2 separate regions of the Homo sapiens genome follow, and region 2 is linked to region 1. The links are chromatin loops, found by intact Hi-C in ENCODE. Cell type or tissue: heart right ventricle. All regions are shown on one strand. Each heading gives the region's core, and the rest is flanking DNA. Links, peaks and the distances in the headings are about the cores only. Region 1 holds the start of C2CD4D (C2 calcium dependent domain containing 4D). Region 2 overlaps TUFT1 (tuftelin 1).

Region 1 (15,236 bases), core at 7,535-12,534:
TGTTTCCACCCGCCAGGGTAGTTCTGGCTGGGGAGCCAGAATGGAGCTCACACGAGCCTGAAGCCAAATTTCTACTCCTCCTACCCCCGAGGACCTTCCAAGCCTGACCCTCTTTGCCAGGTGACTTCAGGGACAGGGATGTTTTCAGAGGTAAGTCACAGGATGTCTGCCTGGGGTGGTGGCATGTGCCACCTGACACCCTGTGGACTGCCAACAGCCATACCCAGTGTGGTGCAGCCTGGGGGGCTGTCCCACCACTCCCATGCCCACGCTCCTCCCTGCAGACACCACATATATCTTGCGCTAGGGAATACATGGAAATGATAGAAGCAGTAATAATCACCAGGCAAATACCCACAATCCACAGAAGGAAACCAGAAATTTCCTTAGGAGCCAAACTGCTGAAATTGGAGTGTAGATAATGATCATCATCACCATCATCATACTCATAATCATAATAATAGTGCTTACTATTATGTGTCAGAAATGGTTCTCGATGTTTTATGTGGATAATCTAATCCTCACAAAATACTTTATGTGGGCCGGGGGCAGTGGCTCACGCCTGTAATCCCAGCACTTTGGGAGCCCAAGGTGGGTGGATCACCTGAGGTTAGGAGTTCGAGACCGGCCTGGCCAACATGGTGAAACCCCATCTCTACTAAAAATACAAAAATTAGCCAGGCATGGTGGCGAGCACCTGTAGTCCCAGCTACTCAGGGGGCTGAGGCAGGAGAATCGCTTGAACCCGGGAGGCGGAGTTTGCAGTGAGCTGAGATAATGCCACTGCACTACAGCCTGAGCAACTGAGTAAGACTCTGTCTCAAAAAGAAAAAATAAAAAAACTTTATGAAGTAGCTACCATTATCCTCATTTCGAGGAGGAAAGTGAGACACAGAGAGGTTAAGTAACTTGCCCAAGGTTACACAGCTAGTAAGTGGCAGAGTCAGGATTCAAGCCCAGGCAGACTGGCTTCGGATCCCACTTGAAGGATGGGAGGGTTTCTCTGGTTCAAGTCTGCTTTTGAGGGTGTCTCAGCCTGGGAGGTCCCTCGGTATGTGAGTCTCTCTGGAGTGTTTTTTGGCCTGGGGGAGGGGGGTCCTTCTCAGGGGCCAAACAATTCCAGAGACCTTCTCAGCCTCTTAGGTGCTTTGTGGGGTACATTGGCTTTGAGAGTCCCTCTTCAGGGCCCCTCAGTATTCAGGCTCCCTCTTGGTCTGGGGAGTTCCCCCGGGTTCCCCATCTTGGACCCCCATCTTGGGGTTGTCTCAATTCAGGAGCCAATTTTCAGAGTCTCTCGGCCTGGGGGAGGCCTTAATGTCTCCTGGATTCTGTGGGGCAAACTCCTGAGAGGTGTCTGATCTTGCTGGGACTCCAGACCCTCTCATCCAGGCACAGGCCTTTCCTTGCCTTCCTGGGCCTTCCTGGGGCTTCAGGAGCTGGGCCGTGGAGTGGGGGAGAGGCTGTCAGCCTGGATCCTCAGGACAACACTCTTGGGGTGGGGACACGAGGACTGGTGGGATGGGAAAGGGATAAGGAGGTATAGTCCTGGCTGAGGTTTCTGAGGTCAGGGGTTAAGGGTAGGAATAGGGTTTGACCTCTCCCAGTTCCTGCTGCTCCGAAAGTCCCCCTACTCCCCCCACCCACATAAGGTCCGTGACCCCCCTCCCCCAGCTCACCCGCGTCACTCCCTGACCCGCTTTCCTCCCGGGGCCCTGCTCAGCATTTCCGTGGGGCCCTGTGGCTAGGGGCAGGCGAGACACTGATCAGGATTATGCTGAGCAAAGCAACCCCCACCCAGGAGGAGGTAGCATCCTGGATGGCCCTCAGCCCTGGGCTGCCCAGCTCATGGAGAAGGGCAATGCTTTGCTCTCTGAGATGTCTCTACTTGGAACAGGGAGGCTCTAGACAATTTTGGCATTGGGCGAGATGGCAGTGAGCTCTCAGGAGGAACTGGCAAGGCAGTCAAGGGACGGCTATGGAGAAATGGTGTGGCCACTCCTACCCTGGAGGGATCCTCTCGATTCAGGGACCCATGCTCACAGAAGGGCACGCATGGCCCTGATGGGCATAGCTTTGGGACTGTGTGCATTCTCTGGGGGACTAGCCTTTGCCACAAACTAGGAGAGGAGAGCTGATGTGCTGAGTGGTCCCTAGAGAGGATTCTTATTCACTAGCGTCCACTGGGAAGTCCTCTCTGAGCTCTAGTGCCCTTCTTACCTGCTGTAGTCTGGCTTTCAGGGCCCCAGGACACAGAGTGCCCCTGTCCATTCTGTTTCCTACAGAGATAAAGCTCTCCTGCTCTCTAGTCCTGCACAGGCTGGCTCCAGGCTTGTTCACACCTCAGGATGTGTTAACCACAGAGATGAACACCAAACCTGGCTCAGGACCACAGAGCTTGGTGCAGGCTGGGCACAGTGGCCCATGCCTGTAATCTCAGCACTTTGGGAGGCCGAGAGGGGTGGATCACAAGGTCAAGAGTCTGAGACCAGCCTGACCAACATGGTGAAACCCCGTCTCTACTAAAAATACAAAAATTAGCCAGGCGTGGTGGTGGGTGCCTGTAGTCCCAGCTACTCGAGAGGCTGAGGCAGGAGAATCGCTTGAACCTGGGAGGTGGAGGTTGCAGTGAGCCGAGATTGTGCCATCGTACTCCCGCCCAGGCGACAGTGTGAGACTCTGTCTCAAAAAAAAAAAAAAAAAGCCTGGTGCAGGCTCCCTGTCTCCCTTGGCAGCAGCGCTGAGTTCCTGAGTTCCTGAGGCCACCCCGCCTCCGCACACCCCCCTACCTCTATCTCCTTCCTTCCCCGGCCTGGCAGTCGGCCCCACCCCCTCCCATCTCCCTGCCTCTGTCCAGCATTTCTCCTCGCCTTTTTTCACAAGGCGGTTCCCTTTTCCTTTGTTCTCTCCTGGTTTCTTTACAGTGTTTCCTTTCATGCTTCAGGCTTCTTCCTCATCTCCTCCCACTGCCCTGATCTGTGGTTTCCTCGCACCTCCCCTTGCTTTCCTGTTGCCTGCCATCTCTTCCTGACTCCTCCACCTCTGTCCAACCTCAGTCCCCCCACAGATCACTTGCTGAATTATTCTCCATCTCATTATGCCCCAGCCATTTTCTTGCCCCGGACCCCCTACTCACAGGTGTGGGTCTTCTTTGCAGCCAGCAGCTCTGTAAAGACAAGAGAGGGGGTTGACGTCAAAGGTTGAAGATCATGAGGGGCTGAGACACTTTCCCCACTCCTAGGATCCCACTGCCGCACTCCTTCCCTCAGAGCCTGGCGTCTGAAGGGCAGGCAGGCCACCCCCTGCAGTGCCCCTCTCTCCTCCTCTGCCCTTGGGCCACACTGGCCCTCTTCCAGGTACCCAGAAGTGTCAGGCTCCTCACTGCCTCTGGGACTCCCCCAAGCTGCTCCTTTGCCTAGAATGCCTGTCCCTCCTGTACCCCTTAATCTAGCCAACTTCTCTTTCTCCCTCAGGTCTCTGATTATGTTTCTTCCTTGGAGAAGCCACACACACCCCCTTCCCCTGCCCTTGTGCTGACACATTTAGCTCCTTGCATTTTATTTCCTGGCACTCACCATGTCACCAACTGTCACCTAACTGCTGTAATTGTGTCATTGTCTATGAAATGGGTCTTTCCTGCCAAATTGTAAAGCCCTGTGAAGGCAGGGACTGTGTTGGTCTTATTTACTTTGTAATTTCATTGGAGGTGCACAAGAAATATCCTACAGCCAGAGTTAAATCTCTGTGGGACTGAAATCTCTTGGTTGCTTATCTATGCCTGAAAACACCAGGGCTTCAGAGATGTGGGGGTTGGGAGTAGGGGGAGAGGATGTTTGGAGGAAGAGGAGGGGAGAGTTGCAAATACAGACCCCTCTCTGGCTTCCACGGGCCAGGCTTCCCTGGCCTACCAGCCTGAAGAGGAAGGCCTCCCTTCTCTGCTGCTGCTGCGTGGCCGGGTCTGGGTGGAGATTGGGCAGTAGGGAGCATGAGTGGGTCGATGGGGGTCACATGGATACTCGGACCTCCAGGGGGAGCAGCCGTTGAGGGGAGGGCCTTAGCTGGAGCATGGTTGGTGGGTGGGGGGGTGTCACCCATTCATGCAGTTAACATCTATGAAACACCTAGCCAGGGAGCCCCTGGAAAGAGGATTCCCCTGCCAGACCTTGGCCCATTTCCTACATCCACATAGCAGCTCATCACAGAACACATGGCCAGTCTTTTGTCTCAGAAAGCCCTTCAACCATGCCCTATACCCCCTATAGCTTCCCTAACCTCTGACTCTATTCTGTTATTTTTTTCCTTCTGCTGTTCAGTCTTGACACCTGACATACACACACACACACACACACACACACACACACACACACACAGTGCCCTTCTGCCCGGGAGATGCTCCCCACTGGCAGGCCGTGGTCACTAGGCTGTGTGGAGGCGAGTGGCCTGATGGCCTGGGCTCTGCTGGGGTGAGGGAGGAGAAAAGACTGCCCCGAGGTGGCAAGGCCCCACCCAGCCCCGCCCACCTCCCCTTGCTCCTGCCTGGCCCCACCCAGCTTCCTCCCTGACGTGGCACCGGCTCCTGGCCTCTAGCCTTGCACCTCAGAGCAGTCCTGTGGTGGGGGTGCTCCCCTTGCTCACCCAGGCAGCCAGTTCTTCCTCCACCAGGTGGCCCTGGAGCTTGGTGGCTCTGGCCCTCAAACTTTCCTCCTCCATGCTCACAGCTGACCAAGCCTGTGGCCCTGCGATCCTGCTCTGAGGGGGTTCCTGACTTGGACCATGGGTGGGGCCAAGGACGGCCTGACATTCTGTCCTTCCCTGCTGATGGCCCAGTGCCCCACATTCTCTGCAGAGATGAAATCCCACATCCCTGGGTGAGTGGCGAGGAAAGGACCAGGCTACGTGGTCATGGGCAGCTGACAGGGTGTGGTTCCCCCTGCCACACTCCCCAAGTCTGTCACTCCTTAAAGGACAGGTTTCTCCACTGGTGAATGAACAGAAGGTGGAGCAGCCAGCCTCCCGGCCACTGCTGTCTGGGGTCCTGGCCAGATCAAGGAAGCAGTGTCCCTGTGCCTCCTGGGGGGTAAGCCCACACCTGGGAGGGCCTGTCCACATTCTGACCCCTCGCTGGGTCTAGATCTGGCTCCCCTGACTTGGCTCTTCCCTCCCCATCTACCCTCCAACCTGTTTCTTCCTTCTCCCGCTTCTCCCTTTCTTTCCTGTTTCTCTCCTTTTGCGATTTCTTCTCCTCTGTCATCTCCCCAGCCCCTCCTCCTGTTTCTCCTCCAGTTTCACTCCCTGCCAACCCAGGGCTTTCTCCTCTGCACTCTTGTCCCTCCCTCCCCTCCTCACTTCTTGCCCAGTCTCTTGCCATTTCTGCCCTCCTCTGAACCTCCAGCAGTCTCTTCCACCTGCAGGCAGGGCCATGGGCCTCTTACCCCGTGAGGCTCGGTGCTGTCTCTGTGGGGCCCTGTCCATGGGGCAGCTCCCTTGGTGCCGTCCTGGCTGCCCTGGCTGCCCAGGAGGGCAGGGAGCAGGGCCCAGGGGAGGGAGGAGGGCGGAGGGTGGAAGGCGGGAGCACCTGGCCCTCCAGCAGGCAGGGAAAAGGAGTGGCTGGCAGAGTGTCCTGGCACCAGGAGGGGACATGAGGAGAGACCAGTGGACCAGTGCATGGAGCCTTGAGGAGAAACAGGACAGGAGAAAGGAAGGGAACTAGCATTTATTAATCACTTACTGTGTGCTGGGCCCTTTGCAGGACACTTTATGTAAATCCATGCTTTTACTTTGTGTAAATATTCACAGCACCCACCACAGGGAAACATTATTATTCCAGATTGATCAGTGAGTGGAGGGATTCTCAGAGATATTAATGATTTTGCCCAAGGACTCACACAAGAACAATAAATGGGTGAGCTATGATTTGGACCCAAGTCTTTGTGACTTTAGAATCCTGTGATTTCTACCTAAGACAGGTGACAGGCATAGGGGAGATGGAGAGGGCAGGTTTGGGGGACTGTGTCTCTTCTCTAGGATGCAGTCAGACTCCTCCCAGTGACTGTTCAGTTCCCTGAGGCCTCTGCCTGCTCGGCCCCTGCCCCTAACCCTTGCTGCTCTTGCCAGGACTCCCTGACCCCCTGATGCTTCTACGTGCTCCTCATCTGTTGGGGCAAGGGGCAGGCCTGGAGGAGTGCCTGGAGGCAGAGAAGCCATGGTGGGGAAGAGGAGAGGAGAGATGCTGCACTGGACTCATTGGGAGAAGGAGAGGCTCCCAGACCTAGTGGCCCACACTGAGGCCTGCAGTGAAGGCTCTGAAGGGGGCCAAGAGGACGAGGCTTCTGGGGATCCTGGTGCTGCTTTTCTCCTGCATGGCCTGGGCCCAGAGTTTGATTAGCTGGGCCTGACTCTCCTGGTTACCCAACAAGCAACTGGCCAGGGGCCAGGCTGCAGCAAGAGGCTCCCTGGCACCTCCTCCTGCTCTCGTTCCCAGCTGGTAAACAGCAGAGCAGGAGTCAGCCATGCCACAGCCTCGTGACTCGCCCACTCCCCCCCACCTGGTGCACGTGGCACCTGGCATGGAGAGGGCAAGCAGCTGTCCCTTCCCTCTTCTGCCGTCTCGTCTCGCCATCCTCCACTCCTGCCCAACCCTGGAGCTTCACACTCTGCTACCATCAGCACCTCTGTTCTTAGGTAGCTCCCAGAGTCTCCCCATGGCTGCAGATTGAGAGATAAAGGTAGAAGTGGAGAAGGACTTTTCAACTCCTAGGGTCATTGACAGTGGATGAGTAGTGAGAAAGAGGAGGGGAAGTTTTGGGGACCTTCTGCACTGAGTCTAAGGGTATGTGCCTATGCCTCTGAGGCTCTGATTATCCCCCGTGTTCTTTTGGTAAATGTGGGCCCACGCATCCATGTATGCATCTCTGCACAGAACAGGATGTTGGTCTGTTTGGGGGCTCTGCACCTTGGGCAGGTTTGGAGTGAGAGGTAAAGTGCTTTGCAGCTCCCTTCCCCCCCGCCCCCCCAGCACCCTCCAGCTGACAGGAGGAGCCAGCAACATGCCGGGCGTGGGAGTGCAGGGGAGATGCCGTTCTGCTCCCCTCCTCCCCAGAACTCCTCAGTTATCCCCCATCTCTCTGTCTCTCTTTGCTGGCTCCTGCCTGTCTGTGGCTCTTCTCCAGCTGTCCCCTCTCTATCTTTTCTCCTTTTTAGGCCTCTCTTCCTCTTGACTCTGGGTCTCCCAGGGGCCCTTCGTGACTACCTCTTCTACAACCCACCAATTGCAGGCACAGAGTGGAGGTCACGTAGAATGCTTGCGGATGGACACAGAGCATCCCCAGACACTGCAGGCACAGCTGACTCCCCAGTTGTGCCACTTTGTGCTACTATGTAGGGTGGGGAGGAAGTGACTGGAGATTTAGAAGACAGTATCCTGACCTCTAGGCCTAGGAGTGTCACATGCTTCCTAGGCATTCTCTACCTCTCCCCTGCCCTAAGCATGGATAGTTTGAGTTTTTTTTCTCCCCAGGGCAAGAAGATCCCTTGGTTATCCTTATGGGAAGTTCCCCCTCTTGTCTAAACTTTCTCCCTCTTGCTGCAATCACAGCCCCTTATCTGGAAGAATCGTCCTTTCAAAGCAGGGCGGTGGTTATTTCCTCTTCAAATACAATCTTATATAAGGAAGGGGCTGATAGGGATCAGAGAATCATTTCATCCCCACGTGCCCAGTCCCCTTATTGGGGAAATCTCCATGCTGGGGGCAAACACTCTGGAAGGGATGGGAGGTGGTGGTGGTGGCTTGGAACTGGGGAGCAGTCCCCAGCATCTCTTTCCTTCCTTCCCCAACCCTAAACCACAGAAACCACTTAAAGCTCAGCACAAATCTGCCCTTTCAGGGAGGGCCTGGGGGTCAAGGTGGAAAATATGTGGAGCCTGGGTAGTCTGCGGTGGCACACACTTCCCCAGCCCCATCCTTGGAGGGCCCTCTCCTTGGGATGCCTGATCCAGTGATTAGGGACCACTTTTCTTTGGGTTCTAGGGGGTTCCATGCCTGGGGACGCCTCAACCCACTGGAGTGACTCAGGGATGGGTTGTGCCTCAACCGTTGAAAAAGGACAGCCCAGGCTCTGTAACCTTCGGTAGCCTCCAGATCTCACAGTCCCCACCCCTCCCCCTTCTTGTCACAAAGGCCACTGTGGGTGGAGGAACAGTGGGAGTTTGACCCTAGCTCCTGGCCTTGAACTTTCCACAGTGACCCTGCTTGTACCTCTCCTCTACCAATTAACATTTATAGTCACACAGGCTTGGAGGTGGCAAGAAGGGTTTAAATGCTGGGGCAGAATCACTTATAAGAATGTGGTCTGCCATTTACTAGCTGTAGGCCCTGAGGGAAATCTCAGCCCTCAGCTACCACATCAGTAAAAATGGGGCAATAATACCTGTCCTAACTAGTGGATTTTTTTGTTTTGTTTTGTTTTTGAGACAAGGTCTCACTTTGTCACCCAGGCTGGAGTGCAGTGGCGTGATCTCAGCTTACTGCAGGCTTGACCTCCTGGGTTCAAGAGGTCCTCCTGCTTCAGCCCCCCAAGTAGTTGGGACTACAAGTGCATGCCACCACATGCAACTAATTTTTGCATTTTTTGTAGAGATGGGGTTTCACCATGTTGCCCAGGCTGGTCTCAAACTCCTGAGCTCAGGTAATCTGCCCGCCTCAGCCTCCCACATTTATCCACTTATCAAAGTGTTAGGATTACAGTCATGAGCCACCACACCTGGCCTCTGACTAGTGTTTATAGAAGTGCTTTGGGGCCAGAGCAATCTGCACACTGGAGGGTTTCTTAGGACCTCCTCACTCCCATGTTTCTGTACTTTAGCTACCCAGGATGTTCCTCCAGCAATGCTAGGGCCCCCATCACAGAGCCTCAGGGCTGTGAATGCTGAGTGAACTGCTCCTGGGAGGAGTGGCCTTGGATTTCCTCACAGCTTCCCCTAAGCAGTTGGGGTGGCAGTGGGGGTGTCTGGGTGGAGTCAGGTCAGAACCTTTCCCTCCAGCCAGGGCTGTTCCCCAGGCAAGCTTACTTAACCTATCTATCTGATCCATTTCTTTCTTTGTAAAGTGGGAATAATAATACCTACTCTCCTGAGTGGTTGTGACGCGGTGGCTTACGCCTGTAATCCCAGCACTTTGGGAGGCCGAGGTGGGTGGATCATGAGACCGAGACCGAGATCATGAGACCAAATCAGGAGATCGAGACCATCCTGGCTAACACGGTGAAACCCCGTCTCTACTAAAAATACAAAAAACCAGCGGGTGTGGTGGCACGCGCCTGTAGTGGCAGCTACTCGGGAGGCTGAGGCAGGAGAATCACTTGAACCTGGGAGGTGGAGATTGCAGTGAGACGAGATCGCACCACCGCACTCCAGCCTGGGCAACAGAGTGAGACTCCGTCCCCCCACCCCAAAAAAGAGGAATACTAATATCTACTCTACTGAGTGGTTGTGATGATCAACTGAGATAACACAGATAAAGTTCAGGACCTGGTCCAAAGTACTATGGTTAAAAAAAAAAAGTTTCCTCTCCTCCCTCCCTCTTTCTGTCCCTATAATCTTCCCTTCTCTTTATCTGACCCCTCTTTTCTATTCCCTTTCTTGCTTTATTTTTCTCTGTAACATATCACCAAGTAGCATTCTTTACATTTTAATGGCTTATTTTATCACTTTTCTGATCCCCATGTCTGTTTAATCACTGCTGTATCCAATGCCTGCCACCTGATGGACCTTCCCGAAGTATTTGTTGAAGGAATGCATGAATGAAGGTTCTACGGCCTCTAACTTTCTTTCCAGATACTTTCAAATGGGCATCAAATCCAGTTTCTCACCAAGGGTTGTTATGGGAGAATTTGGGGGCTGAAATAGAAATCCAGTACTAGGGGTAGACCTAAATCTATAGGTAGACTTCCCAGAATTCAAACATGGGATTTTAAACTGGCAGGGTACGAAACCTTTGCAGAGCTACCATCTTAGGGAAGGAGGCCCCTTTTAGAGTGACTTGATTGGGAGGCAGCAGCTGGCAGTGGGGGGTATTATCTTGAAGTGATTAAGAGTCCACACTCTGGAGCCAGACTCCCTGAATTCTTCCCTTTACTAGCTATGTGAGTCCTAGTTCTTCCCTTTACTAGCTATGCGAGGCCCAAGATCCCATTGGATAATAATAGTATTTACACCCTAATAGAAGGTGCTGGGAGGAATAAATGGCTTGACTAATTGTTGGAACAGTTCCTCATGTGGTTATAATCCATGTGTAGTAGTTAGCACTTAGGATTGTTTGGTCAATGCCACCACCTGGTGGACACCTGGAGCAAGAGTTCTCTGGCCTAGGGCTGGGTGGTGCGGACCCAATCAGGGAAGGGAGAAGGAACTGGAGAGCTGTCTGAATGAAGCCGTGTGTGTGTGTGTGTGTGTGTGTGTGTGTGTGTGTGTGTCTCTGTGTGTGTGTCTCTGTGTGTGTGTGTGTGTGTGTGTGTGTGTGTGTGTGTTGGAATTTAACGTGTCCAGGTGCTGAGGCTTTTGAGGTTTTGTCAGATCCCGCAAGCTTAGCCCTGGTGCAGGCCACAGCTGGCACCATGAAAAATGAGAAAGGGCCCAAGGGAGAGGGAGAAAGAAGTTGGGTTAGCCTAGTGCCTACCTCACTTCCTCCCTCCCTCCTCCAAGCCTGGCCTGAGTCCAGAGGAACCGGCTCCTGGGAAGGTGGAGGGAGAGAGAAGAAGGTCACTGCTGACGTCAGGGACATTCAGGTAGAGGTAAACACAATGTGACCTACAATTATCCACCTCCCCCCACCCCCACCTCCTTCTGGCTGGAGGAGGCTCTTCTGGCATTCCTGAGAACAGTTCTCACACTTTGGTAGTACCCCACCTCCCCCCTTTCAATCCCTGGGACATTATATCTCATTCATTTGGTACCCAAGCACCTCTCTGGTTCTTGGCTCCAGACTTGCCCCACCCCTCAAGGGACGCACAGGTGTGGAAGAGGCAAGAGGGAAGAAGGAAGACTAAAGGGCACTCTGTGTTCATCTGACATCCCCTGACTCACTCTCAAGAGCCAGAAATTTCATCTGTCTTCAGGACAGATGTGGGTTTTAGAGGGGCACAGGAAGGGAGTGTTAATTTCCTCTGTGCAGCCTCAAGTGGAAGGTGGCTTGTGTTGGTTTCTGTCAGAGTGACTCAGTGATTGCAGGGCTCCCTGATTGTTCGGGGGCCTTGTTGGCCGGGGACCTTAGGACCTACTTGGCCCAGATCTACTGAAGGAGCATCTCATAGGGATGGAGCCCAGGACCCTGCATATTTAAAAAGCTCTTCCAGGATTTCTGATGTCTGGTTATTCTGATGCTCCTTCAAGCTTGAGAACCACTGCTTAAGGTCTGCTCTACTCAGACCGTCTGAATGAGCATCTTCCCCCCGCGTATGGCCGGGATAGAGGGAAGATCGGTAGGCTCTATGCCCGAGCGTGTAAGGTGCCAGTAAGGGGAAATATCTGGCTAAGGACAAGGGGACATTTTATTAGCAAAAATAAATACAAGCCGGGCAGGGTGGAAAGAATGTGGACTGCAGACACAGTGGAGACGTCCTGAGGAAGCCAGGGGCTCAGGCTACAGGCTGAGATGGGTGGGCGCCAGGGATGACCCGGGACCTAGTCCCCCACCCAGCGGGGGCAGCAGCGCAATGAGGGGCGTCTCGCACTCCCCCAGCAGCACATCCCTGCGAAGTCCCGCGCCCCTGTCTAGCACCTTGGCTCTCAGGCTGCGGGCGGCCAGGTCCGGGGGGCCGAGCCCGTCGAAAAAGAAATCCTCGTTGAAGATGGGGTTGGCGCTGCACTTGACCACGCGGCTCTGCTGCTCCCGCGGCCGGACGCGGGGCCGCAGCCTCAGCACCACACAGCAGCCGCCGCCGCCGCTCCCGGGGCGGGACCGCGGCCGGGGCAGGCCCTCGGCGCTCACTAGGCGCAGCCGCAGCCGCCCGGGCCCGGCCTGATATTCGGTGGAGAGCCGCAGCTGCCCGCCGCGGGGCCCCAGGCGCAGCACGCTCTCGCGCGTGGGCCGCAGCTGGCAGCACAGGAAGTCCAGGTGGAAGAGCGGCGGCGTGGGCGGCCCGGCGCGGCGCGGCGAGTGCGGGCTGGTATCGGCCGAGCTCGCTTTTTCTGGGGACAGAGAGTGAGGCCTGGACACCCGGCGCCGGCCCAGGCCTGGCCGCGGGGAGCCGAAGGGCGACGAGTCCGGCGACGAGGCCGTGTCGCTGTCGGGGGCCCGGCAGAGGCGCAGGTCCGGGGCGGAGACGTGCAGCCGGGACTGCGCCGCGGGGAGTCCCCCGGCCGGGGCAGGTGGCGGCCCGTGGAACAGGGATTCCCGCCGGCGCGTGTGCGGGCTCTCGGGCAGGAAGGCCCAGCCTTCGCGGCCCGCCAGGTGAGGCAGCGAGCAGGTCGCGGGGAGGCCGCGCCCCGCCACGTGCCGCCGGGCCGCGGGCACTGCGCCGCCCGGGTCCGGGAGCCGAGGCGGGATGAAGAACTGCGGGATGCGATCCGGGGTGAGGACGTTGGGGCAGGCGCTTGTGGGCGGGCCCGGGGCGCGACGCTTGGAGAACAGGCCGGAAGGCGCCCAACGGGCCGCAGGCTCCGCGGCCCCCACCTTATAGCCAGCTTTTTCCAAGAGCCACATGCGGTGGGTGGGGTAATGGAATTCCGAATTCCGCAGGGCCGAGAGGGTCCAAATCCCGTCTCAGATGGGAGTGCTCGGCGGAGCGGGGCTGGGCGAGGAGCGCAGAGGAGTCAGAGGTGAGTGATGCTGGCGTACACCGGGCGGTCAGCCACCGCGCCCCGGTCTCCGGACCCACTGGGAGCGCGGACCCCTATTTGAGCAGAAAAAGAAAGGGCGGCGCAGTCTGGGGGGCTGGGGAGAAATGGAGGGAGCAAAGGGCCAGTCAGTCACATTTTCATATACGGGCCTCCGTCACCAAGTACACAGATTCTCCCACTGGTACTAAAGATGCCCCATTCACCTTACAGTTAGAGGGCCCATATAGTATCCACCAGAACCCTAGGGTACTATTAGGACAAATAGGATAATAACCGCATTATAGCAAAAGGACTCAGATCCCAACCCCCCTGGGACACTGCGCCCTAGGCGGGCTCACGCCCTCCTCCCCCGCCCATTTCGAAGACTTGGGTTTTCCTCTGGGATCCAGTCTGGCGCCCCTTGGGACTTCCTCCCTTTGCCAGGCTGCCCCGGCTCAAGCTTCTCTGGCCTGAGCCATCCCTCAGTCCTAGCCCCACCTGCCTCCTCTGGCTCCTCCTTCCCCTCCTCGAGTCGCTCCAAGCCAGAAGAGGACTCACTTCTGCTCCTGGCAGCCAGGGGACACACCTGGCTGCTGACCTCAGGACACCCTGGGCTGGTCCAAGGAGACGCACCTCCCGGGGACACAGAATCCCACCCCCAGTAGCCCTGACCGTCCAGCTCCCGCGCCTCCCAGCCCTACCGCATCCCGCGTCTGCAGGGCGGGGCCGGGCCGTTGGGTCGCCCCTCCTACTCTCCACTCCTTTTCTCCCTCGGAAACCACCGAGCACAAAGGCAGCATTGATTCTCCGCCACCCTCAGAGCGGTCTCCGGAAGGCTCCGCCACCACGCGCTCGCCTCACCCCTGCGCGGAGCCACCAAGAGCACCGTGTTCCGACCCTCTGCCCTGGGATCCGAGCTAGCGACCCTCTCCGTCGCGCGCCCGGAGTGCTGGCCTCACCTGTGGGTCGCTTTTGGGTTCTGGCCTCAGGCCCTGAAACTTTCAGAGCCAGAGGGGAGCAGCTTTCTCTGCAGCTTGCTCCCCCAGCGCAGTCCTTATGGGAGGAGCTGGCAGGGGCCTCCGCTGCCTACGTCCTACCTCTTTTCCTGGATAAACACAGCTCTGTCTGCGCGGCCATCAGCCCGGTCTTCTGACTTCCTCCAGCTGAAGCCAGGTTTCTAGCAACAATCCATTCCTGTGCCCAGGCCTCCTCTGCTGAAGCTGGGCTGCTTAGGGGTGGGGGAGGGCTACAGAGAAGAGGGAGACGGCCATCAGTGGACAGTGGCCACTTCTTTGGTGCTCGGTTCCAACCCCAGCCCTCACAGGTGAAGTCCATCTTCTGTAAAACCCTCCTGGTTGAAATCCTGCCTTGGCCCCCAGTGCCCTGTTCTGGAGCCATTCCAATAGCTCCAAGGCAGAGTGACTTGCAGTGATCAGTTGTCTGCATTATTCTGGCTAATAGTTCTCTGAATTATTGTGGCTAAAGGAAAAGTGGCCAGACTCAGGATTTCTGGACTTAGAAACACTGAAGATAAAGCTGGATCCAACAGTCAGGATCAAGCTGGCCTATGTCCTCCATCCCTGACAGATCTTAGGAAGCACAGGCCACCACAGACAAGATGAGACCATCAGTTGCAGTCTAGACACACCTACCATCCTTCAGTCTCTGAAAGGAAGCAAGGCTAGTTCCTCCCCTAGGACCACTCTTCTCCTTCATGCTTCAGCTCTGGAGGCCCTCACTGACACCCTCCCATCTAAATTAGGGGCACCTGCTGTACACTTTCATAGTACCTCATACTTTTCCTTTATAGCATTGATTACAGTTTTTCCCCCTCTATTTATGTGGTTATTTGTTTAATGTCCACCTCTCTTACTAGACTAAGAATCTTAAAAACAGTGCTTGGTGCAAAGCAGGTACTCAGTCAGGATGTATTTGATGAGTGAAGTAGTAAGCAAAATTATACTTGAATCAATTTGTTCATCCATTCATTGAAGTGCCTAAAATGCACCAGGCACTGTGCTAGGGGGATACATAGAATAGAGAGCTGTCTAAGGGGAGAGACAGACAATAAACATGCAAACAACAATAAGACAAATCCTGAAATGCAGGAAAAAAGATGAAACAAACCAGTGAATGCAATGATTATTGTGTCATCTAATACTTGAAGATTTTAACAAAGCAAGTGTTTCTTCTGTGGCGATCCCTGGTGGCCTCCAGACCTTCCATTCATGTGGCTTCTGACTCAGCTCAGCCCTGGTGTTGTTTCTGGGGAGGGTCCATGTTCTTGGAGTGCTGCAGTATTCATTGCTTTGTCATCAGTCAGATGGGCTGGGAATCTGGATTCTGCGACTGACTAGCTGTGTGACCTCTAGCATGTAACTTAATCTCTTTGGGGCTTACCTTTTCCATCTGGAAAACAGAAAGAA
Region 2 (15,236 bases), core at 5,509-10,508, 250 kb before region 1:
CTCGGCTCACTGCAACCTCCGCCTCCTGGGTTCAGCCTCAGCCTCCCAGGAGGTAGCTAGGACTACAGGCGTGTGCCACCACACCCGGCTAATTTTGTGTATTTTTAGTAGAGATGGGGTTTCACCATGTCGGCCAGGTTGGTCTTGAAATCCTGACCTCAAGCAATCTGCCCGCCTTGACCTCCCAAAGTGCTGGGATTACAGGCATGAGCCACCGCGCCTGGACTACTTATTTTTTTAATTTAAAAAGTTTTTCATTGACACAGGGTCTTGCCATGTTGCCCAGGCTGGTCTCGAACTCCTGGGCTCAAGCAATCCTCCCACCTCGCCTTCCTAAAGTGCTGGGATTATATTCATGAGCCACTGCCCCTGGCCAACATTTCACTTATTACTGGCTTATGATAAAGGATAATATAAAGGATTCAAATGAACAAACAGATGAGGTACATAGGGCAAGGTCAGCAGGTGGATGCATTAACCAAGCTGGAAGCTCTGAACCCCTTTGTTTAGGGTTCTTGTGGCGGTTCATTACATTGGCATGATTGATTAAATTATTGGCCACTGGTGATTAGTTTAGTCTCTAGCTCCTATCCCCTGTCCCTTTCCCAGAGGCTAGGGGGAGTTGTGGGGCTGAAAGTTTCAACCCTTTAATCATGCCTTGGTCTTTTCACTAGCCCCATCCTGAAGCTATCTAGGGACCCCAGCCACCAGTCATCATTAGCATACAAAAAGACACTCATCAGTCTTGGAGATGCAAAGGCTCAGGAACCAGGGAATGTGACCAAATATAACAAAACATAGGTGCTGTATGTCAGGAACCGGGACAGAGACCCATTATATATTTCTTATTATTTTACACTGCCCTTTGGGGGATCTTGGCTCAGTTTGCTTAGAAGATGCAAAGGAAGCAACAGTGGTTTGGGAATCAGGAGACCTAGAAACAAAATTGTGTGAAGAGGCTTTAAGGAGCCTCAAATTCTGTCTTTCTCCTCCAAATCCCTGCCAACAGCTTGATGGTGTTGAGTATAATAATCCCAGCTCCAACTGGGCATGGCGGCTCACACCTGTAATCCTAGCACTTTGGGAGGCCGGGACAGGAGGATTGCTTGGGTTTAAGAGTTCGAGATCAGCCTGGCCAACATGCTGAGACTGTCTCTACAAAAAAAATTTTTTTTTAGTTAGCCAGATGTGGTGGCATGTGCCTGTAGTCCCAGCTACATGGGAGACTGAGGTAGGAGGATTGCTTGAGCCCAGGAGGTCAACCTGGCAGTGAGCCATGTTTGCATTATTGCACTCCAGCCTGGGCTACAGAGTGAGACCCTGTCTCCGGAAAAAAAAAAAAAGAAAAGGTCGGAGAGGGAAATCCTAGCTTCTACTTGAATCTTTCCAGTAACGAGGAGTTCATTACACATGAGACTGGCCACTTTCTGACAGCTTTAATACTAAGAAAGTCTTTCCTGTGTTAATATAAAAACAGCTTCCCTGGAACCATCTACCTGTTGCTTCTAGATTTACCCTCCAGAGTTATCCAGAATGACTTATCCCTTCTAACCTTTCCGAGCCTCAGTTTCCTCTCTTAGACTAGGTGATCCCTGATGATGCTTCCAATGTAATATTCTTTTTTTTTGTGAGACAAAGTCTTGCTCTGTCACCCAGGCTGGAGTGCAGTGGCGCCATCTTGGCTCACTGCCACCTCTGCCTCCTGGGTTCAAGCGATTCTTGTGCCTCAGCCTCCTGAGTAGCTGGGACTACAGGCACACGCCACCACACTTGGCTAATTTTAGTATTCTTAGTAGAGGTGGGGTTTCACTATGTTGGCCAGGCTGGTCTTGAACTCCTGACCTCAGTGCTTCCAATGTGATATTCTAAGGTACCCACCACCTACTCTTCAGAGCAGCCTACCAGGGAATCAGGCAAAGGGAATCATATTAATGGGAACCTCCCAAGCTCAAGGCTCTTCCTGTGACTGGGTAAATAAGTGATCTTGTTCCATTGCCTCAGCCTTCTGGTCTTTATCCCCAGGGCTGCTACCCTGGAAAAGGAAGTGGCCGGGTTGCGGGAGAAGATCCACCACTTGGATGACATGCTCAAGAGCCAGCAGCGGAAAGTCCGGCAAATGATAGAGCAGGTAAGTTGGGCTGGTTTGTAACCTGCCCTCGGGGAGTCACCCCAAGTCTATGCTCTTATTTGTTTCCTAGGGAGCTTGACTTATATTCATGCATTTCCCATGTCAAACATTTATAGCTACCAATTACCAGGTTCAGGTTATTAGGATTTGCTTTTCTCCCATCTTTCCCCTACTGTTTTGTTTGTTTGTTTGCCATTTGGCCTCTGCTTTCCAATAGGAAAGGAAGGAAAAGGTTAATTTGTCATATACTCTGTGAAGAGTGTGGGTAAATGAGTAGTTGAGTCATAATAAACTCTGTTATCTGTGCAGATTATCAGTCTTTGAGCCTCATGGCTGCTTTCCTGCCTTACCCCACCTGAGCTTGAGGGTAGCATACTTAGGATTTGTCTATTTGCAGAATTGTTTTGAGAGCCTAAGGCCCCATAACTGGGAGGCTGTATGTGCTTCATGTCAGCTCCATTAGTGTCTGTTTTATTTAGTGCTGTTTTCCATTATCTCGAACAGAGTCAGTCATATAGTAAGTACTCAATAAATATGTCTTGAATGAAAAAATAATTTGTATTTTCCAAAGCCATATGGAATGGGTTTTGTCATTCATTATTTTGGATTCTCAGGGTGGTATTCCCCTCACACACTCCTCACTCCCACCCCTGGGATAATCAAGAGTCTAATATTGACTGAAAGGAGGCCTTTGTAGAAAAGCTAATGAAGTCATATGGAGTTGCAGGGCTCTGCTGCCTTCCCCAGCAGCTGGGGTGAAGTCTGGTGAGTGTGTAATGAGTCATTGCAAAATGAGCTCCAGTGTCTCCCACACCTTTGCAGCTCCAGAATTCAAAAGCTGTGATCCAGTCAAAGGACGCCACCATCCAGGAGCTCAAGGAGAAAATCGCCTATCTGGAGGCAGAGGTGTGTGTGCTGGGCAGCCCAGCAGGGGAACAGGACTCTTGAAGAGAAGGTGGACATAAGGGAGACAGAGGTTATGGGAGGGGTCTTTGTCATGTCTTGCTGTTGCTCTGAAGTGAATACCTAGGGTGGTTGGTTGACTTTCAGTTCAGCTGAATAAACATTTTCTGAGAACCTTCAGGAAGCTGCTAACAATGATGAGATGACCACCCCCCTGGCCCCACCTTCAACGGACATGTCATCATGGTGCAAGCCACATGCCATGGCTGCACACGGCTAATTCTGACCCTCCAGGCTTTGCAAAGGAGCTGGCAGTGGTGCTGGGCTGTGAAGGAGGAGGAGGCATTCATACAGATGGAGCCTTTTCCAGGGCTAGATTACGTAACGAGTTGCCTTCCTAGTCTAATTTCCACTTTGCCACAGGGCCCTACCTGTCTGTTGACTACCTGAAGATCACTTTGCGAACGCTCTGTGAAGATCCCCTGTAGTGAGGGAGAAAAATGGGAGAAAGGGTTATCTTTAGAGAGTTTGCAGTCTATAGTCAGAGATAAAATGTGTATTTTTAAAAAGACCAAAGAATGCTTTATAGAATAGCGTATCAACAAAGGCAAGTGAGTATCTCAACTGAGGACAAAAAATTATATATAGGGGCCAGGTGCAGTGGCTCATGCCTGTAATCCCAGCACTTAGGGAGGTTGAGGCGGTAGGATTGCTCGAGGCCAGGAGTTCAAGACCTAGGCAACATAGTGAGACTTTGTCTCTGAAAAAGAAAAAATTTTTTTAATTAACCAGATGTGGTGGCATGCATCTGTAGTCCAGTTACTTGGGAGACTTAAAGGAGAGGATCACTTGAACCCAGGAGGTCGAGGCTGCAGTGAGCTATAATCACGCCACTGCACTCCAGCCTGGGCAACAGAGTGAGACCCTATCTCAAAAAAAAAAAAAAAAAAAAAAGAACTGTATGTAGAGGACATATAGGAAACCATCAGTCTGTCAGTGTTGTACAGAGTTATGGAGGAGCAGGTATTGGAGGATAAGCGCAATCTATGGTAATGAAGATGAGGCAAGTGGGTATCCAGGTGGTGGCACGCATGGTGGGGGTAGAGGCAACAGCAGCATAAACACAGGCAGAGAGACCAGAATGCACTAGCTGAACGTGGCACCCGGGAAGCCAGAAAAAGGCCAACTCTAACCCCTAAGCTTGTGTTACAGAATTTAGAGATGCATGACCGGATGGAACACCTGATAGAAAAACAAATCAGTCATGGCAACTTCAGCACCCAGGCCCGGGCCAAGACAGAGAACCCGGGCAGGTGAGTGAGCGTGTGTAGATAGAATGGGGCCAGGGAGGAGGGGAGAAGGAGGGACAGAGCTCTGTAGAACCTTTAGTGCTAAGGCAAGAACAAGGCTCCTTTAAATCCAACTTTCCTCCCTCAGTCTGACCCACTGTTTGCCGGAACCATTTTCTAGCCCAATTAGAGTAGAACCTGTTAACACAAGCCCAGGGAGGTCCATGAATGGCTTCTAGAGATGTATGAACCACCTGAAATGGTAGGAAAAATTTAGTTATAATGTTTGCATATTTCTAGGGAGAGGGTATTTTGCCTCTAAGAGATTCAGAAAAGGACCCATGATCTTGACAAAATCGAGAATCACAGCTATATCCACTTCTCAGTTGTTTAACTGCCCCTCTCTTTTCTTCACCCTTGCTACAAGACACATGTATCATGCCCCAAATCTTCCCCTAGTTGTCACTGATAATTACTGTTTTAAAGCACTTGGAACCCAAGTGATCAGCCAGCACTGCAGTGTAAGATTCCAGAGGCCAATGTGAAGATTCCAGGGGCTCTGTGAAGGGTGGGCCACAACACAGCTGTTCCCAGCACAACTCAGTGTTTCCAACCTTCTTTTCAGTATTAGGATATCCAAGCCGCCTAGCCCGAAGCCCATGCCTGTCATCCGAGTGGTGGAAACCTGAGCTGCCTGGAGATGGTTGCTGCCATTGCTGCTGCCTCTGCCTCGGAGAAGCCCACTGCCCCTGTTGGCTGTTAACACTGCCTTTGACTTCCTGACTGTCCCCTGGCTGCACCCAGGACTTCGGGCTCCTGTGTCTCACCATTCCCAAGCCCCTGGCCACTCTAAGCTGGGCAGACGGAGCACGAGCACCTATTCAAGGCACTGCAGCCCTTTGGAAGACATTGTCCTGCAAGCAGGAGCCAGGGCAATATCTATATTCCTACAGTGACTATTTTTCTCTGTAGAGAGCCTCCCTTCTGTTGTAGACTGGACTCTGGCTGTGCCATAAGCCAGGCCTTCATCAGATTGGGAGAGGTGACAAGATTTGCCTCAGCCCTAAAAGCTGGAGACACAGATGTCCAGAGTGATTGGAGAATGTCCTGGGGGAATGAAGTTCCTTCCACAAACACAGCTCAGTTCTTAGCAACAAACTGTTTGTTTTTCTACTTGCTCCATCTGCAGCCTACGCTGCCCTGGCCTCCTGCAGACAGATAGTGGGGTTACCTGGCAAGGCCTGGTGAGAGCCAGTGAACCTAAGCTTTGACTGGGTGGCCTTGTCTTTCTGGGGAGGAGGGAATGTACATTCAGGGAGTAGCCTTTTGCGGAAAAATTCTCTAGGGCTACAGACAGTCATGTGTGACTTCTCTCTGCTGTGAAAACTCCCAGAGTCTCTTTAGGGATTTTCCCTAAGGTGTACCACCAGGCACACCTCAGTCTTCTTGACCCAGAGCCTGAAAACTGTTTTCACTGGGTTCCACCAGTCCCAGCAAAATCCTCTTTGTATTTATTTTGCTAAGTTATTGGTGGTTTTGCTTACATCTCATGATTGATATAATACCAAAGTTCTATAGCCTTCTCTTGCAGTATTTGGATTTGCTTGAAACCGGGAAAACTGTTCCCATTAGGCTTGTTAATGTCAGAGTGACACTATTATGAATCTTTCTCTCCCTTTCCTCTGCCTGTTTCTTCTCTCTTTCTCCTTCAAACTTGCTCTGCAGCTAAGGAAGGTGAGTCTACTTTCCCTGAGGCTTTGGGGTCAGAGTATATGTTGTTTGGAGAAAGAGGGCAATCAGGACTCTTCTGGGACCCAGATGAGTTCTTCACTAGCCCTTCTGAACCCCTTGCTCCATAATTGGTCTTTTATCCTGGCTCTGAATGACCCTGCAGGTCATCATGGTTTTCTTTTTTTATTGTTTTTTTTTTTTTCTGAGACAGAGTCTCACTCTGTCACCCAGGCTGGAGTGCAGTGGCGCGATCTCAGCTCACTGCAACCTCTGCCTCCCGGATTTAAGCGATTCTTCTGCCTCAGCCTCCCGAGTAGCTGGGACTACAGGTGTGCCACCACGCCTGGCTGATTTTTGTATTTTTAGTAGAGATGGGGTTTCACCATACTGGCTAGGCTGGTCTCGAATTCCTGACCTCAGGTGATCCACCCACCTCGGCTTCCCAAAGTGCTAGGATTATAGGCTTGAGCTACTGCGCCCGGCCCATGGTGTTTTTCTTTAGGGCTCTTCCTACAACCTTGAGAAGTAGATAGGCATCAGAGTATGGTACTATAGGAATCAGAAAAATTCAAAACAAATGTGGATTAAGTGTTTAGGCTCTATGTGGCTCACGCAGCCAGAATCCTTAAGTCTGTGTGTTTCTGTGTCTCAAGACTGGGCTCACATTCTGGCTTTGTCCATAACAATGCTCTGGGATTTCAGGGAGTTCCCTCATTTGTAAAATGAGGGGGTCAGAGCAGGTGATATCCATGTTTCTTCCCTTTCTGATATTGTTGTCTGTGGCATATTCTTTGTATGGCGAATTTAATAAATTATATTAATGTGTCTCTTTGACCTCCTGGTCTGGTTTCCTTTCACTTTTCAGGGAGGATGAAAGAAGAACATTTTAGTGCTTCTTGGAAGATGGGCACCCTGTTATCCACATGTGGGAGGTGTGGTCCAAACATCCCAAATGCCATGATATGAGGACTTTGTGGCATTTATAGAGGTATTAGAAGAAGCTCACCTCCGTGCTCTGAGTCGTGATTGTAGGAGGCAGCCCCTAACTTTAGCTTTGACCCTCTCTGGAGCAATGGCCTTGTAGGATCCCTAAGCCTGGCCGCATTGTGTCTCATTTGGAAGAGATAGAGGTAGAGTCCTGTGATTACATAGAGATAGAACAGCAGCACTGGAGGTAGATGAGTAACTGCATGCCTTCTGCAGAAATGAAAAGCACTCTGGAAATGCTGACTGCAGCTGTTCAAGGGGGTTCGTTTCTGGCTGTCTCTGGGCATCATTCAATTAGTCTCATGATTTTTTTTTTCCTTTCTGCCAAGAAGGCAGTTGACTGCAGGGCCAAATGGGGACATAGCTGAATTTACATGAATCTTCTCTGGGCCAAAGAAACCAGAAACACAACAACCCCTCATCCCTGGCTTGTTTCCTTTCTAGCTCCCATTTCTCTTCTTCAATTGAAAGAGTGTACATTTTTCTCTGATTTCTTCCCCCTTCTCCTGCTTCTCAGCCAATTCACACCACAGGCTTCAAACACATTGGAAACCTCTTTCCTTTGCAGACCCGGATTTGTCTTCTGACACCCGTGGCTCTCTTCTTTCTCTGGCAGTCTTGTTTGGCATGGCTAGATCTAGACTGTACTTGCTCTTAGAATATTAACAGGGTGGAAGCAGGGCGGGGTTGACCAAGGTGCCAAGAAGACTCACAGGGCTGGAGGAATACTGGAGTGAGTGTGCTGCCATACATGAAAGGGAGGCTCCCGCCGGGCCTCCTGTGCTCAGTGGGAGGAACCAAGATTTGGGTTGCAGATAATGGAGCAGTCTGGAGGCATTCCAGAGACTCGAACCAGGGGTCTAAGAGAGTCCTTGGACAAAAACATGCCACTGGTGTATATTTCCTAGAGTTTAGTTATGCCACAACCAAAGAGAGTAGGGGCATGACACAGGGGAGCGGGGGGCACAGGTTTGGAAAGGGAATGTAGTCAGGGAAATACAGTTTGTATCTTGGTGATCTTGTCAATTAGAGACGGAGAATGGGGAACTGGAGGAGAATGAGATGGTGTTCAGGGCCTAAAGAAAAGGTGTGGCGAGTAAGGCTCTTGGCTTTAGTGGCCTGTTTATTGCCTATGTTTTGTCATTTTTAAGCCAACTCCTCTGTGCTGCCTTAATATTTTGTGGAGGGAGGATAGAGTCTGATTCCCTGGGACCTCTGCCATGAAGGCCTGTTTCTTTGAGCTGGGTGTTGAGAGCTGCTCAGACATGCAGCCGTCATCAACAGCGTCCTGTAAACCTGGAGCGTCAGCCCAGCACGGGAAAAGAAGCAGCAGCACCCTGCCTGCCGAACAACTGCCCCATCTTCCCCATCTTCGTCTGTTCTTTCCCCTGCACAGAAAAAAGCCTGGCAGTGACACAGTATTTCAACCAAATGGTGCATTGGAACCTTTTTCAAACTAAATTTCTAAGGCCAAGAATTGATTGGCTCATTTTCATCTCTATTTAAACGTACCTTTTGCTATGATATGTCCCACTAGGAAGTGTTTCCACTTTGGAAAGGAAAGGTGCTCTGACATGGCAGGAGTTAAAGCAACTTAATTAGGCTGGGCGCAGTGGCTCACGCCTGGTATCCCAGCACTTTGGGAGGCTGAGGTGGGCGGATCACTTGAGGCCAGGAGTTTTGAGACCAGCCTGGCCAACACAGTGAAACCCCGTCTCTACCAAAAAATAAAAAAATTAGCCAGGTGTGGTGTCGGGTGCCTGTAGTCCCATCTACTCAGAAGGCTGAGGCAGGAGAATCTCTTAAACCCCAGAGGCGTAGGTTGCAGTGAGCAGAGATCGCCCACTGCACTCCAGCCTGGGCGACAGAGCAAGACTCCGTCACACACACACACACAAAAGAAAAGCAACTTAATTTGAGGAGGGTAACAGCCTTTGGGTTGGAAAAGCAAGCAGCTTTCCCTCTTTAACCAGCTTTTTAGTGTGTGTTGCTGTTTTCTGCAGGGCCTCTAATAATCCCCTGGCTTCCTCATTCCTGAGAGCCAAGCATCACTGCGCTTGGGCCTGAGCTCCTTCAGGCTATGACTCAACAACAGGTGTTAGCCTAGGGCCCTTGGCCTCTTTTTTCATATTTCAGTTTAAGACTTTAGCTTTGCAAGGAGAAATTGTTTCCTGTCTTCCCTGTCCAAGTTCTAAGCAGGATGGCCTTGAAACTCCAAAGTTGGAGACCTAAATATTCTCTATTCCCTCTTTCTCCAAGGAAAATCCATACCCAGGCTGAAGATAAAGATGTTTCTTAAAGGTAATTTCTAGCACAGCATGCTCTGTAGCAGTGAGACCTACTTTAAACACAAAATGTGTGTGGCCTTTCTGCTGGAATTTCTCTTCTCCTGGAGCCCCCTGAGACACAGAATTGAGGGTAGATAGTAGCAGGATAATTAATTTCCTAAAAGGTGTTGGTCGCCAAGTCTTAGACCACAGGACCTCAGACAGCTGAGGGAAAGGAAGTCATGAGTACTCGTGACTTAATCTATCAATTCAGTGCTGATTACACACCCAGCCCTTCCTCCCACTAGGATTCCAGGCCCAAACTTGTATATGTCTGCAGGAATTTTATCCTCCTATGTATGTTTTGTTTTTATTTTATTTATTTTTTTGAGACAGAGTCTCACTCTGTCACCCAGGCTAGAGTGCAGTGGCATGATCTTGGCTCACTGCAACCTCTGCTATCCAGGTTCAACCAATTCTCCTGCCTCAGCCTCCCAAGTAGCCAGGACTACAGGTGTGTGCCACAATGCCTGGCTGATTTTTGTATTTTTAGTAGAAACACGGTTTCACCCTGTTGGCCAGACTGGCCTTGAACTCCTGGCCTCAGGTGAGCTGCCCTCCTCGGCCTCCCAAAGCGCTGGGATTACAGGTGTGAGCCATGACGCCCGGCCCTGTGTCTGTTTTATATCTGTCCATATGTGCTTGTGTGTGAACTGGCCTGCTATGTACAATATATTTCTTACTGTGGGAACAAATCTGAAGAACACTGGCTTAGAGGACAGACCTCTGTCCTTGGCTGTATTGTAATCTCAGGATCGAGGTCCAAAATGGACTTCCTTCCAAACTGCTCCCTGTCCCTTTATCCCTTATATCCAGTTTGTCAACAGGTCCTCACGTTTCCTCTGTTGAAATATCTCTCAGGGGCTGGGCGTGGTGGCTCATGCCTGTAATCCCAGCACTTTGGGAGGCCAAGGCGGGCAGATCACCTAAGGTCAGGAGTTCAAGACCAGCCTGACCAACACAGCGAAACCCCATCTCTACTAAAAATACAAAAATTAACTGGGTGTGATGGCGCACGCCTGTAATCCCAGCTACTTTGGAGGCTGAAGTAGGACAATCGCTTGAACCCAGGAGTGAGCTGAGATTGCGCCATTGCATTCCAGCCTGGGAGACAGAGCGAGACTCTGCTAAAAAAAAAAAAAAAAAAAAAAAAAAGAATATATTTCAGAAGTGTGCCTTCCCATGTTGACAGTCTCAACTCATCTCTTGAAGCCTAGATGACCACTGAAGCCAGTCCTTGCTGATCTCTACCTCTAGCCTCTTACCTGCCCCACATCTACCCTCCCCACCACTGTCATTTGAATCTTCCTGGAATGCAGTGTTCTTTCTGTCAGTCAGGGCTATTTAGCCAGGACAAAAGGAGGATGATAGCAGTTTCCAAAAAGATGAAGGTTGGTCTCTTGGGAGGAGCAGCAGCAGTTTTGCTCCAGAGGGCAGAATCTGGATGGTGTGGGGTGGTTGCAGGGAGATAGCCAAGAAACAAAAGAATCCATTGACAATTCGAGGAGGGTGGGCTGTCTTGGCAAGTAGCAAGTTTTCCTACACACACCAGCAGTATCTCAATTAGAAAACAACATAAAATATAACAAGAGATAGAAAATACCTAGGCATAAGCTTCATTTGAAATGTCAATGACCTATGTGAAGAAAATGACCACATTTTGTGGAGAAAGATGGGAAAACAATGAAGAAAAATTTTCCTGGATGGAAAATTAAAATTGTAAAGATGTCAATTCTTTATTTTTAGGCTTTGTGTAATTACAGTGAGTTACATTGTAATTCAATAGAGTCTTTTTAGAACTGGATATAATTATTTTAAAATTTCATCTGGAAGAATAAATGGGAAAATGGTAAAGAAAATTTGGAAGGCAGAGCTAATTTGGGAGGATTATTAGCCTTGGCAAATAGCAAAACATTATATAGCTTATACATCAATTTAAGAGACTAGCTAGGCAGAAATAGACTCAATTATACAGTATAAGCATTTAAAAAGGATAAAAGCAGCATTGCAACTTAACGGGGAAAAAGGTATTTGAACAGTTGGTTAAAAATTTGGGAAAAGGCTGGGCGCGGTGGCTCATGCCTGTAATCCCAGCACCCTGGGAGGCCGAGGAGGGTGGATCGCCTGAGGTCAGTTCAAGACTAGCCTGGCCAACATGGCAAAACCCTGTCTCTACTAAAAATACAAAAATCAGCCAGGCATGGTGGTGCACACCTGTAATTCCAGCTACTCAGGAGGCTGAGGCAGGAGAATTGCTCCAACCCAGAAGGCAGACGTGGCAGTGAGCCAAGTTCGTGACACTGCACTCCATCCTGGGCAACAGAGTGAGACTCCATCTCAAAATAATAAGAATAATAATTGGGAAAAAGAAACTAAACAGCATACCTAAATTCTATATAAATTAATTAAATATTACAAATTGTAGAAAAACTACAAGAAAATAAAATTGAATATCAAATCCAAAAGGAAATACATTTAGAATGTTAGTATTGAAGGTCATGAAGGAACATATTTTTAGTTCATAAAAATGTAAAATTTCTGAATTAAACTAAAGGCCCAAAGAATGAAGAATTATTAGTGACAAATGTGGTGAACAGGCAACATTTTTATTGATCAGCTCAAACAAATTGATACAATTACTAAGATTTTACTAGATCAGTGGTCAGGAAAAGAATAGTTCATCAAAAAATTCATATTCTGGCCAGGCGTGGTGGCTCACGCCTGTAATCTCAGCACTTTGGGAGGCCAAGGTGGGTGGATCACCTGAGGTCAGGAGTTCGAGGCCATCCTGGCCAACATGATGAAACCCTGTCTCTACTAAAAATACAAAAATCAGCTGGACGTGGTGGTGCGTGCCTGTAGTCCCAGCTACTCAGGAGGCTGAGGCAGGAGGATCGCTTGAACCCAGGAGGCAGAGGTTGCAGCGAGCTGAGATTGTGGCACTGCACTCCAGCCTGGGTGACCGAGCGAGACTCCATCTCAAAAATAAGTAAATAAATTCGTATTATTTTTAATGCACATATTTATTAAGCTCCTGCTCTCTACAGGCCACCGTGTCTTTGACCAAGGATTCAGGTAGGGACACAGCAGCGAACAATACAACTTTGCTCTTGCCCTCAAACATCTTGTGTTAGGTAGGATAACATGGGCTAAAAGTTGGAGAAAATGTGACTGCAATTGGTTTAAACAACAAAGGACCAGTGTTTCTGGTTGAGGTGACAGAAAAGTTCAGAGACACTTTAGACTCAAGTGAGCCTGCATAGAGAAGCTTGAGGTCTCACCAAATACCCAGCTTCTTTTCATTTCTTCTCTCTGCAGAAGAGGTTTGTTGCAGTGCTTATTATAATCATATAAAATGGGAAACAACATGTGTCCAACAATAGAGAAATGGGTAAGTAAATGAGGATGCAGTCACTCTGGGACATTATGCATTCACTACAAATGGCTGTTATGAAGACTATGTCGCATCAGGGAGCAGTGCTTAGAATGTTAAATGAAAAAAGTAGGACACAAAATTTTATGAACATTTATGACAGCTTTGCAAAACAAAATGTTTCTGGAAAGCCTAGAAATAAATATACCTAAATGCTAATCATGTTAGCGGGGTGGGTTTTGCCTTTGTTTTTGTCTTCTGTTACCTTTATTCTTTTATCTAAATTTTCTAGAGTGTTTACTCTCTCTCCAGCTAGGCTGTGTTCTCACTGCCTTCTGCACATACTGGGATCATTCCTGTCTTTGTACAATTGCTGGTGTTATTTCTTTTACCAGCAATGCCTTCCTCTTTTGACCTATTAATCCATTAAATATTTACTGATAATCGAATCAAGGGTATTGTATAGCTTATGCAAGATAATGTATTTGAAAACACTTTTGTAAAGTGCTTCACAGATGTTACTTGTTATTGTTAGGTGGAAAAAGAGGAGGAGGAGGAAGAGAAAGAACCTATTATTTGCATGATATTGAGCCAGGTACCGTAGGGGATGTCTGGATGGAAAATATAGAACAGGGTTGTAGCCTTCCAGAAGTTTGCACTTGTCAGATGGATGGGAGAAAAACAGCAGCATGTGAAATAGGTGAATAGTCATGGAACATGTGAAATGCTAATATGAGAGAAGGGTGGAGAGGCTGTGGAGCTAGAACTAGGCTCCGAAGGATTTGGGCAGGTAGATCGGCAGGAAGAAAGCTTGAGTTGGAAATGAATGTGGCATATGTGGGGGATGGTGAGCCCAGCTGAAGAGACCTTTGGGAAAGTGGCAAGAGGGCAAGGAGAGACAAATGGAGTGGGCCTTCTGGGAAGAGTCTGGACTCTAATCTTTATTCTTATTTTTACTTTATTTTATTTTATGTTTGAGACGGTGTCTTGCTTTGTCACCCAGGCTGGAGTGCAGTGGTGTAATCTCAGCTCACTGCAACCTCCTACTCCCTGGTTCAAACGATTCTCCTGTCTCAGCCTCCCAAGTAGCTGGGATTACAGGTGCGCACCACCATGCCTGGCTAATTTTTGTATTTTTGTAATTTTAGAGACAGGGCTTCACCACGTTGGCCAGGCTGGTCTTGAACTCTTGACCTCAAGTGATTTGCCTGCCTCGGCCTCCCAAAGTGCTGGGATTACAGGGATGAGCCACCACACCCAGCCTGGACTCTAATCTTTAAAGTGAAAGGTCTCCATTAGAGGTTTTTGTTTGTTTTTGTTTAAACTAGTATGTAAGTTCTGTCAAGGCAGGGATTTTTCTTGCCTGTCTTGTTCAACACTGAATCCCTAGTATCTAGAAGAGTGGCCCCTGGCACATAGTAGATGCACAATAAATATTAGTTGAAGAGAAGTTGGAATGAATGAATCACTAGAGTGACATGATAAAATAAGAAGGCTAATCCCAAAGAGGCAAAGAGCATGGATTGAAAAGGTAAAGGCTGGCAGCAAGGAAACAAGTAATAGATGTTAGGGCACCTCCAGGCATGAAGCAATGAGGGGCTGAACTGCGATAATGGCCACTGGACTGGAAAGAAAGGGACTGGTGGTGTGAGAGTCACTGGGAAAGAACTGATAGGCCTTGGTGACTGACCAACTGGTGTAGGAGAAAAGGAGAGGAAATAATGAAAGATAACATCAAAGAAAGTTCCTCATTCTTCAAGACTTAACCTGTGTTCTCTTTCGTGAAGCCCTCCCAGAATTCTCAAGCCTGTGTTGTGTTCCCTTTCTGCTCAACACAGATCATCTGTATTACCCTGTTGTAGGATGTCATAATGTACTGTCTTCCATTATAATTCGGACTTTGCATGTGTTTGTTTCCCCAGAGAGACTGCAAGCTTTTAAAGGTCAGGGATATCTCTAATTCCACAGTGCCTAGCCCTAATAGTGCCACAAAGTAGATGGTTAATACGTGCTTACTGATTTAGAACAAGTTTATTCAATCAAGCCATCCTGGGCCGCGTCAGGATGGCTTTGAATGTGGCCCAATGCAAATTTGTAAACTTTCTTAAAACATTGAGATTCTTTTGCAGTTTTTTTTAAGCTCATTGTCTATTGTTAGTGTTAGTGTATTTTATGTGTAGTCCAAGATAATTCTTCTTCTTCCATTGTGGCCCAGGGAAGTCAAAAGATTGAACAGCCCTGATTTAGAAGAAACCTGTATTTTTTTCATCATAAAGAGGCATTTCTGTTTGTTTTTTTTTTTAAATTATTGTTTTCATTTTCTTTCTTAGTTGGCCCTAGGGAATGAGGAAGAGACAGATTCTGGGACCAATATCCTCCTTACGGGAGAGTCAAATGCCAGCTATTATCATTGCCATCAGCAATAAATAATCTTATTCATGCATTCATTCACTTGTTCTTGTATTCAGTCATTCAACAATAGGGGAATAGTGTAGCAT

What was found. Hi-C counts contacts between places; a loop is a spot of excess contacts. Peaks named below come from ENCODE experiments on the same cell type or tissue, not always from the same donor. Only the 100,000 strongest peaks of a DNase experiment are listed, where the experiment ranks them.
Region 2: a loop joins it to region 1, with 2.2 times the contacts of the local background. A loop is called at or near these places in 47 of 110 quality-filtered maps.

The regions. Positions count from the first base shown.
Region 1 is chr1:151,826,296-151,841,531 of GRCh38, forward strand. It overlaps C2CD4D (C2 calcium dependent domain containing 4D), which reads right to left and starts at 13,525. Exons shown (of 2, transcript NM_001394591.1): 1 at 13,369-13,525; 2 at 11,523-12,925. The coding sequence starts at 12,694. The coding sequence ends at 11,633. It overlaps C2CD4D-AS1 (C2CD4D and THEM5 antisense RNA 1), which reads left to right and starts at 11,982. Exons shown (of 4, transcript NR_152846.1): 1 at 11,982-12,442. It overlaps RORC (RAR related orphan receptor C), which reads right to left and starts at 5,507. Exons shown (of 11, transcript NM_005060.4): 1 at 5,430-5,507; 2 at 3,134-3,163. The coding sequence starts at 5,469. RefSeq lists enhancers at 2,756-3,441, 4,128-4,815, 13,272-13,321, 13,862-13,931 and silencers at 12,079-12,178, 12,189-12,308, 12,379-12,468. In heart right ventricle, for the core only: a CTCF peak has its summit at 10,307 (motif pointing left); a DNase peak (open chromatin) is centred at 10,346; H3K4me3 peaks cover 947 bases; H3K27me3 peaks cover 2,275 bases.
Region 2 is chr1:151,576,699-151,591,934 of GRCh38, forward strand. TUFT1 (tuftelin 1) reads left to right here. Exons shown (of 13, transcript NM_020127.3): 10 at 2,023-2,128; 11 at 2,951-3,034; 12 at 4,244-4,344; 13 at 4,946-6,885. The coding sequence ends at 5,009. Among named protein-coding and RNA genes, the nearest start is that of SNX27, 28 kb to the right of the region's middle. In heart right ventricle, for the core only: no CTCF peak of the experiment used is centred there; no DNase peak of the experiment used is centred there; H3K27ac peaks cover 2,697 bases.